Linked DNA regions of Homo sapiens: region 1 is linked to region 2. A link is a loop called in an ENCODE intact Hi-C map of the cell type or tissue named here. Cell type or tissue: PC-9. All regions are shown on one strand. Links, peaks and the distances in the headings refer to the core of each region. The heading gives the core; the rest is flanking DNA.

Evidence for each region. Hi-C counts contacts between places; a loop is a spot of excess contacts. Peaks named below come from ENCODE experiments on the same cell type or tissue, not always from the same donor. Only the 100,000 strongest peaks of a DNase experiment are listed, where the experiment ranks them.
Region 1: it touches region 2 in a loop (4-fold over the local background); 2 of 110 quality-filtered maps call a loop at or near these places.

Annotation. Positions count from the first base shown.
Region 1 is chr1:183,620,321-183,625,706 of GRCh38, forward strand. ARPC5 (actin related protein 2/3 complex subunit 5) reads right to left here. Exons shown (of 4, transcript NM_005717.4): 4 at 526-5,386. Among named protein-coding and RNA genes, the nearest start is that of ARPC5, 13 kb to the right of the region's middle. In PC-9, for the core only: CTCF peaks have their summits at 3,079 (motif pointing left) and 3,279; DNase peaks (open chromatin) are centred at 2,762 and 3,061; H3K27ac peaks cover 3,539 bases.
Region 2 is chr1:182,852,579-182,857,928 of GRCh38, forward strand. DHX9 (DExH-box helicase 9) reads left to right here. Exons shown (of 28, transcript NM_001357.5): 5 at 728-840; 6 at 1,452-1,600; 7 at 3,954-4,000. Among named protein-coding and RNA genes, the nearest start is that of DHX9-AS1, 16 kb to the left of the region's middle. In PC-9, for the core only: no CTCF peak of the experiment used is centred there; no DNase peak of the experiment used is centred there.

The sequences.
Region 1 (5,386 bases), core at 318-5,317, 770 kb after region 2:
TGACATTCTCTCTTGGAGAAGTAATTGCTCCCCATCTGTTATTGTACATGAATTTACTCTCTTCTCTATTATAGCTTGTTTACTATTGAATTTTATTCATTGCTTGTGTATCTTACCTAGAATCTAGATCCCACAGGATAAGGATTGTATTTTAAATATTTTAAGCAGCCCTTAGCATGTAAATACTTGCCTGAATGACAGTGAAACTGTGCTTTCACGTGCGAAATACTTTGGGTAGTTTGTCTTAAGAAAACACCCTCAAGTCCTGAGAAAACCAACCAAGTCAATATATTAGGATAAGACTTCCATATGGGGACCAACTAATCTCTTCTAGTTTACATTTGAAGCAGCAATTGTTGAAAAGAAAAATATGAATATTTTAAAATAAAAAAACTAAAATTTAAAATCATAAAAACATCCAAGAACACTTCATGAAATTTCTATTTTTAAATTTTGGAGCCAGGAAAATCTAAGTATGACTTGAACTCTAAATGCCATAAGAAAAGATTAATAAACTCAATTAGATAAAAATAAAAATAACCTTTTTATTTATAGTAAAAGCTATTATAAAGCGAAACTCAAAATGCAAGAAATATTTGACATTCCTGTTGAAAAGAGCTCCTACAAATCAGTAAGAAAAAGACCATCAAAAGGGCAAAGAAAATATAGAAATACAAAAATATAGAAAAGAAAATACAACTGGCTATTAGGCATGTGAAAAGATGTGCAATCTCATTTACATTAAGAGAAATGCAAATATATGATACCATTTTTAAAACATCAGATTTGAAAAGATTAAAAAATGTTTTATGACAAACACATAGAATAGGTAAAGGGGTGGGAAAACATGCATTCTTCTACACGGCTGGAGAAAGTATAATTGATAAAACCTTTAAGAAAGGCAATTTAGCAATATCTCCCTTAAATGCCCTCCAACTGACCTTAACTTTCACTTTTAGGAATTGATCTACAAATAGGCTTGAACATATGTAAAATGACTTGTGTATAATGCTATTCACTGTAGCACTGTTTGTAACTGCAAAAGATCAGAAACCACCTAAATCAATAGGGAAATGGTTAAGTAAATTATGGTACATTTATTTATATAATAGAATTATTATGCAGTCATAAAAATAAAATTGTTATCGGAAAGTGGTCCCAATCCAGACCCCAAGTGAGCGTTCTTGGATCTCACACAAGAAAGAATTCAAGGCCAGTCTGTAAAGTTAAAGCAAGTTTATTAAGAAAGTAAAGGAATAAAGAATGGCTACTCCATAGGCAGAGCAGCCCCGAGGGCTGCTGGTTGCCCATTTTAACGGTTATTTCTTGATGATATGCTAAACAAGGGGTGTATTATTCATGCCTCCCCTTTTTAGACCATATAGGATAACTTCCTGATGTTGCCATGGCATTTGTAAACTGTCATGGTGCCGGTGGGAGCGTAGCGGTGAGGATGGCCAGAGGCAGAGGTCACTTTCATTGCCATCTTGGATTTGGTGGGTTTTGGCCAGCTTCTTTACTGCAAACTGTTTTATCAGCAAGGTCTTTATGACCGGTATCTTGTGTTGACCTCCTATCTCATCCTGTGACTTAGAATGCCTTAACCATCTGGGAATGCAGCCCAGTAGGTCTCAGCCTTATTTTACCCAGCTTCTATTCAAGAAGGAATTGCTCTGGTTCAAATGCCTCTGAAGGGAATAAGGAAGTTCTTTATGTATTGATAGGAAATTACCACCAAAATATACTGTTAATGAAAAAAGCAAGGAACAGAACACTATATATAGTATGTTAGTATTTATGTACACAAAGGGGTAAAATCTTATATAGGTATTTGCCTGTAAATGCATACACTGTATCTGGAAGGATGCCTAAGAATTAAGTGACAATAGTTGGTTGTCAAAAGAGGAACTAGGGTGGAATGGAAAATTACCACAGTACATATTTCTTACCTTTTGAATATTGAACAATATGAACAAATTATTTGAAAACGAATAAAAACTAAAATGAATAAAATACAGAACCATTGGCTAATGAATACACTGACCTTTAACTTAGCAAATTGAAGAAAATCTTAGTTGCCCTGGCATCTTGATTCAATTTTTGGAGAAACAAAAGGAAGTATGATGTTATTCAGAGGCATTGGCCATTTAAGTTATTCATTACCCTAAGGGTTGACAGAATTAGAAAAATCTACGTATAAAGTCAAGGACGGTGATATAAATTCATGGATATAATTTAATGGTTATCTTTAAGGAAAACAAGGGGTATTGGGTCACATCTCTGCTCTTAGAAGGTGATGCCACAGAATAATGAACAGATCATATAAACTCCCATAGTGCCACTGTTAGCCAGATATGAGCTGGAATTCTGTTCCTCAGCCACTTTCTCTGGTGACTTCTGGCAAAGCTAAACACTATAGGGGCTGCACGTGGTACTCATGGTGGCTCTGATTTCCACCTAAGGCTGATAAATTCCCTTCTTAACTGTCCACATTGAAGTGAATTGAAATTCTTTGTGACTAAACTTGATTGGCTCTAGGGTATTTGAACCCAAGAATTATTTTACTCTTTGTATAGTTCTCAATTTGTACTTCTGATGTGTTGCCCTATTCAGGTACCCTAAGAACCTGTGTATAAATTAAGGATTTCTTAGGTGACTTGGCTCGTTCAATGTTATGCAACCAAGAGATATTTGTTGAACATCAACTATGCCAAGTGAATGTGGGGATGAGTAAGAGCCAGCTACTATGACTTCAGGGGGCCCATACAGTCTAGCAGCAAGGTCAAGAGGGTGTGTCTTGCAGAGCAGGAGCTAACTGCTAGGCTGGAAAATACGGGAGTTTTAGAATGCTTTGGAATTCAGGTGGGTCATACACTACTCAATTTGTGTTTCATGTGGTGTGGATTCTAGGGAACTGTTTCAGAGAGAAATAAGAGATGTAAACATAGATTATTTATGTTGATTACTCTTACACACTCAAGTAACAGAAATGATAAAGGAAAATAGAAATGTTAAAGTGAATGCTGTGTCCCATGTTGCTTGTGGTTGGATCATCAATGTGGTGAAGTAGCACCACCTTGAGGCAGATGACATGCTGTACCTCTGTGGGCTTCCCGGGCCTCCTCCATATCTGGAATCATACAAGAGGCACCTGCACAGAACGTTTTCACATTGGGGTTTTCACATATTGTACTAGTGACATTGGGGTGAGGGGGAGAGGGAGTGGGGCAGAGGTCCCGCGGCAGGAATATGGACAGAAGCAGCCTTGTTTAAGGGCACTTGGTTCTACAGAGGCCGTTGGTCTGTTCCTTAATTGGGTGTGTTTTTCAATTATTTTGGTGCTTTTAACATATTTTGTCTGTAAGGGGATGTTAGTTGTAAATCTAAAGGAAAAATTGTGTATCTAAAAATTAATCAATCTGGCTGGGCGCGGTGGTCACGCCTGTAATCCCAGTGCTTTGGGAGGCGGAGGAGGGTGGATCACCTGAGGTCAGGAGTTCAAGACCAGCCTGGGCAACATGGTGAAACCCCATCTCTCCTAAAAATACAAAAATTAGCTGGGCACGGTGATGCGTGCCTGTAATCCGAGCTACTCAGGAGGCTGAGGCAGGAGAATCGCTTGAGCCTGGGAGGTGGAGGCTGCAGTGAGCCGAGATTGTGCCATTGCACTCCAGCCTGAGCAACAGAGCAAGACTCCATCTCAAAAAAAAAAAATTAATTAATTAATTTTCTTTTTTACCTTTATACATGGGGTTAAACTAAGTGATCATCAATGTCTATTTCAGCTAATAAAACATTATGATTTCCTATAATTTTACTTTCTTGAATCTATCACGGAGATAGTTTCTGATCCTGTTAATAATTTGCACCATCTAGAATTCTTATGTTAAAAACATTAAAACTGCAGCTGGGCGCGGTGGCTCACGCATGTAATCCCAGCACTTTGGGAGGCCGAGGTGGGCGGATCACGAGGTCAGGAGATCGAGACCATCCTGGCTAACACGGTGAATGAAACCCCGTCTCTACTAAAAATACAAAAAATTAGCCGGGCGTGGTGGCGGGCGCCTGTAGTCCCAGCTACTTGGGAGGCTGAGGCAGGAGAATGGCGTGAACCCAGGAGGCAGAGCTTGCAGTGAGCCGAGATCGCGCCACTGCACTCCCGCCTGGGCCACAGAGCGAGACTCTGTCTCAAAAAAAACAAAACAAAACAAAACAAAACAAAACAAAACAAAAAACATTAAAACTGCAAGAACAGTGACTATTAAACCCACTTTTAACTTTCTCTTTCTACTCTGTTCATTTCACTTGGACCGTTTGTCCTTTCTGCCCCTCCAAAGGATTAGTTCAAATTAATGTCTCACTTTAAATACTCTGATCCACCCTGATTTTGTTGTTCTCCCAACATTGACTAACTGCATTTACAGTCAAATGCTAAATTGTATGACGTTAATTCTCTTTTTTTTTGTATGACATAATTTTCAGGTGCTTAACCTTACTTCCCAATTAGGCTGAGAGCAAACTGGTGAACAAGATTCAGACCTTATTCTTCTGTTATGTCCTCATGATCCTGGGATCCACAGGAAATGCTTTAAAAAGAATTCGGTTAATTTGTACCATCTACACATTGATTTCACCCATGTTCATGTCCTTAAAATATCATCATACTTGTCATCAAGTATGACTGTTACCGAAATGGTGCTGTTACCCAATGACCAAGAAGGGGTATGTTTTCCATTTCTTCCCTTTTGTAAAATGCCAAAAAAGAAACCAAATAGTAAAAGCACTGAGATTAAAGGAGGAGAATGGGAGGTAAACAACTACTTTTGTGCTAAAAGTGTCCTATGGCATTTATATATATTTTTTCCGCAATTAATCCTATTCCCAACTCTTCACCAAGGATAGTACTGTGTCATGGTTACTATACCCTGGGCTGACATTTAGTCAGGAGGCAACAGTTGAACCAGTTGTTTCCAGCTAGTATCCATTTTGACTCGGTCTCTATATTATACTACTTGTTAAATATTTTTAGTATCTCCCCTCAGTAAAGCTGATAGACTGGCAGATTCTAAATACACCCACCCATTCTTGTGAACAAATATGAACTCCAGAATTTTTCCAAACGCTTCAGTTATGAAAGTGATGTTAAGAAGGATTTTATGAAAAAGCATTCAGTATCATTTGATTTTAAAGTTTGTAATTGGTTATGCTATACCTACTTGACTACCTCTAATACCTATTGGCTAAGGCACAGTGGCATGTGCCTGTAGTTCCACCTTTTCGGGAGGCTGAGGCAGGACTGCTTGAAGCCAGGAGTTTGAGGCCTCAGTGCACTATGATCACACCTGTGAACAGCCACTGCACTCCAGCCTGGGCAGCATAGCAAGTC
Region 2 (5,350 bases), core at 4-5,003:
AATAGGTTTTCCACAGGCTAGAATATTTGGTGAAAGAATCTTATGAATTGCCTTTTCTTGTTCCTTATTCTTACTAAATATATTGTTGACTTGTTTGTTTACCCTGTGGATCCAGGCCATTGCAGAATGACTTACAGTAGGTCCTTGAATAACTTTGTTTCCTTCAATGTTATTATCTTACAACATTGCTTATAGTCTTCGTTTCCAAGAACCTAGCAGCGACATTAATTGAGGATTTACTGTATAGTCACAGCTTTTATTGGGATGTCTACCATATGGTAGATTAGGATTTGGGTCATATTGCTTAAGTCTCATATTTACTGTTTATTGAATAGCAGTAGTATCTACTTCATATGATTGCTTTTTGAGGCAGAGTCTTGCTCTGTCACCCAGACTGGAGTGCAGTGGTGCAATCTTGGCTCACTGCAACCTCCACCTCCCAGGTTCAAGTGATTCTCTCACCTCAGCCTCTCTAGTAGCTGGGATTACAGGCATATGCCACCATGCCCGGCTAATTTTTGTATTTTTAGTAGAGACGGGGTTTCACTATGTTGACCAGGCTGGTCTCAAACTCCTGACCACACGTGATACCCACCTCAGCGTCCGGAAGTGCTGGGATTACAGATGTGAGCCTCCATGCCCGGCCATAAATTAGGATAATTCTTTAATGTATTTAGGATTTTTCTACAGTTATGACTCATTAAGAGAATTTTTTTTCTTTTAACAGAAAATAATTCTGAGGTAGGGGCCTCTGGCTATGGTGTTCCTGGGCCCACCTGGGACCGAGGAGCCAACTTGAAGGATTACTACTCAAGAAAGGAAGAACAAGAAGTGCAAGCGGTAAGGCCAGCACCGTAGGTTACATCTCTGAGAATGTGATTTGGGACTTAGTTAACAGCAAAGCTTAGGATTAGGATATTCACAAGTTAATAATTGGGTGCATCTTTTAAGAGGTTATTTGAGACTACTTATTAGCACAAGTCATCATAAAGCTAAACTACCCATTTACTCTTGTTATTCACATTGCCTATGGAGGAAAAAAACAGTATTTTTTTCTTGGTAGTAATAAAAAGATCTCCTCTTCAGCTTTATAGGAAATGTAATTATCTCAGGGGACCTTATTTTATGAGCACTTAGAGTAAAAAAAAGTCTTTAGTATAGCTTATTTTTCCACTTCATGTATTCAGTGTTAAAACAAGCACAAAGAAGTTGTCATTTTTTTTTTTTGGAAGAATTTAAATGCAATGTATTAACTAATAGCTTGTTTATATAATAGGGCCTTTAGATGCAATAAAAAGTAATTCTGGTTCAGTTTTTGACTAGGATTATAAACTATCAAAAACAGCTTTTGCATTATAAAGGATAGTACAAAGACAGTATTAAAAATTTCTGTGCCTTGTTTGTATACCTAAACTTAACACAGCCAAATTTAATTATCATTGATTCTACAGACTCTAGAATCAGAAGAAGTGGATTTAAATGCTGGGCTTCATGGAAACTGGACCTTGGAAAATGCTAAAGCTCGTCTAAACCAATATTTTCAGAAAGAAAAGATCCAAGGAGAATATAAGTACACCCAAGTGGGTCCTGATCACAACAGGTTTGCTTGTTTCATTCTTTTCCTTCTGTAGTAAGTTAAGGTGGTTTTGGATATTCACTGTTGAATATAATCTATTTTTGTACGTTGTCTGGTTAATTGTGTGGATTAGAATTGAATTGTTAAAAGATAACGTTAATTTGCACAAGAATAATTATTGATTTGTGCAGTTTCCATGGTTTTCACATGAGTGAATTTTAGCTGTGTAAGAAGTTCAGCGTAAATCTTTTTGACATGCTAGACATTTAAGATGCTCATTTGAATCTGAAAGGCAAAAGTCATGACCACAATTGCTGGTTTGTCCCTAGTTGATGTAAAAGCCAGCCAAAGGTGGTGATTTTTTTTTTCACCTTGGTATTGTTAGAGGCAGTTACTATTTCTTTAATGGGTCAGGTTAGATACTTAAGCTTTGAGTCCCAGAATTAGATTGTATTGCATCTACATCCACATTTCACTTAAGCCTTGAAAACTGCCAGCTTTCCTAGGAGTCCTAGTGAAATTTAAGGGCTTATCGTAAGGTCGAAAAGGAACAGCCTTGGTCTTTGTATGTGGGGGTGTACTTTTTTCCTGTTAAATGTATAAAACAATATAAAGGGAGGTCATTTTAACAGTATGTTTCTCAGCCTGCTTGCTGTTCTTCCTGAGAGCATTCCAGGGTGTAGTAATTATTACTCCCAGGAAGGCTCATATGGATTAGACTTTTCTGGGGAGCGATGTATTTTTATTAGAACGGAGGGGAGGTTGTAATGGAAACCTTTTTGAATGATTCCGTTTGCTGTCCGTACTTATGAAATAAATTATCCAAATACATTAAAAATATTTTTCTCGAAAATCAAAGTGTTCTCCATTGGATGCATCTAGCGACCCTGAAATAATTAATATTAATACAAAATTTTGTCACTGATCAAAATGATATTTAGAGCATGGTTCCCCCTTCCTCCCACTGTTTTGTTCAATCCTGAATTCTCAGATATTTCTGGTGTCAGCCTTTTTAAAACCGTCAGGTTGCAAAGGAGTGATACATTTGTTGATGATTTGTTTTCTTTCATATTTTGTCTTTCTGAACGCATTGGGCTTGGTAGCACTTGGTGACTTTAAGAACAATGAGATACCGAAGTGTGCCTGAAGCTCATCGTTGCAGACATTTTTTGTTATCAGTATCTTATCATAGATTTCTGATACAAAGCAGTGAAGAATTCAGGAAAAGACAATGTGGGAGGCACAGACAGTTGGGGGAGCCAGGACAGCATTGCTCTTTGTATGTCCTTTTATTTAAAGGCATAACAGACAGCAACACCAGAGGTCTGTGTTCATACACACATGTGCTGCTGCTTAGGCTGAACTAAGCAATCACATGGGAAACTATTGTAAACTGATTTCTGGTGTCGCTGTTCCCCCTAGGTGGAGGAGAATGAGATTGAGTGCTGACTTTAAGCCTGGCTGAGAAACATACTGGCATCGATGTCATTAATGAAAGGGTGGATGTTGTTCCCCTGAAAGCCAGTGGCCTTTGACCCCTGAAGCCGCTGTGCCTGAAGGTCAGTTCACACGAGGTATAGGAAGGAGTCTAACATTTATTTTTTTCTTAAGCCTCACCTAGCCTTTTATTCACACCACCAAGTCTAGGTTAGAATGTATCTGAGCAGTGAAAGGACCAGAATGCATAGTTATCAAAGGGCAGTTTTTCCCTTGCTAAAACCTAAATTCATTTTTTAGACTCTGCTAGCAGTTTTAGATATAATGTTACAACATGTGTTTTGTTCTCCAGGACCTGATTTAAATAAATGTGATAAAAATAGGCTAAGTTTTTTGTCATCCAGGGCTGCTTCCAACTGCAGGCAGATGTGAGAACTCTGCCTCAGGAGCCACTGATATGCACAAAGTGTATGTGCATGTGTGAGTTTGCGTATATTAGCTTAATAGATCGCAGTCATTAATGGGTGGCCTATGCAAAGGAATCTTAAAATAATTATAACCGTAATGTAAAACATTTGGGGCCTACTTTATTTCTTGGCTCCAAGCTAAGTGGAAAATTCCTTTTCATTGAATGTGTTCTAGCTCTTGAGACTCCAGCCTTTGGAATAAGAGTAAGTAAATATAAAATCTAATACCCTAACGTTTTCCTTTCATGAACAATTGGCTCATCAACTTTGATTATAGTTGTCTTATGCCATGTTGTATATTATTTGAAGTTTATATACTTCATTTGTTCTAGGGTTGGGCAGAAATAAATGTTGGTAATTTTTTTTTTCTGTGATTTGCCTAAGCAGTTGGAAAGCCTGCCTGACTTGGGAGACCTGGATTTGCTGGTTTCTAACAGTGAAATTTCTAACCTTGCTTGTATATGTTGTTACAGGAGCTTTATTGCAGAAATGACCATTTATATCAAGCAGCTGGGCAGAAGTAAGTGTTACTGTTTCCCCAATATTCCAAGTCTCTGTATAGAGAAGGAATCTTCACATTTTAAGTCTTGAGTCACGTATACAGAAGCTGTATTATTTGAAAGAGCACATAATGTAAGATAGCATCTAGGGTATATTTTAGAATATTAGTAATTATATAAATTAGAGGCAAAGTCTCCCAGTTTGCATGTGAAAACAGACCATGTTAGTGTAATCTTTCAAAGGTAAGACACAGTGGGATGATTAGGAGTCTGCCAGTGTCAATTAATTTTAAACCTTTTTTGTTTTTTGAGACGGAGTCTTGCTCTGTCGCCCAGGCTGGAGTGCAGTGGTGTGATCTCGGCTCACTGCAAGCTCCGCCTCCCAGGTTCACGCCATTCTCCTGCCTCAGCCTCCCCAGTAGCTGGGACTACAGGTGCTGCCACCAAGCCCGGCTGATTATTTTTTGTTTTTAGTGGAGACGGGGTTTCACCATGTTAGCAGATGGTCTCTATCTCCTGACCTAGTGATCTGCCTGGCTCAGCCTCCCAAAGTGCTGGGATTACAGGCGTGAGCCACTGTGCCTGGTCTTAAACATTTTTTCATTTTTATATATACAATGAGTTATTTTGAGTGGATGGATAATACTAAGGGAGAGAGGATAAAGGCAGGCTAACTTCTGTCAGCTCACTTACCTTATCGAGGTTAATTTGGCTAGTTAGGCAGAAAGATACCTTTGTACCCCTTTGCTTTATATTCATCTCTCCTAAGGATGAATGATACAGGAGGAGAGGAAACTTTCTGTTAATATTTTCTATAAGGATATGAGTAACTTAGCTTTAGTTTAATGCTAAGGTCAGCAAACTATAGCCCTCTGGCCAGATCCAGCGTACTGCCTGTTTTTATAAGAACTGTTTTATTGTAACATAGCTACACTCACATTTTAGACTTTACAGGTCACACATTGTTATTCTCATTTTATTTTTACAACTCTTGAAAAACGTAAAGCCATTCCCAGTCCTATGGTTTATCAAACTCTGTTGTCAGTGACTGCTTTCACACATTAAAGGCAGAGTTGAGTAGTTGTGACAAGATACTATATGGCCTGCAAAGCCTAAAATATTTATTAATTGACCGTTTATAGAAAAAGTTTCCCAAATCCTGGTCTAGGTAACCACTCTGGACCCAATTACTTTTACTGGTTTATTTTTTACTCTTTGTCTTTTCAAACTATGTTTTCTTCCCCATTTTAATGTCTGATATTAACAGTGACAACTTTGTTGAAATAGGTTATTTGCTTTCATAATATTGATTTGTATGAGTCCTAGTATCAGCCAGTAATCAAAACTGTTGGTTATTTAGTTGATAAGCT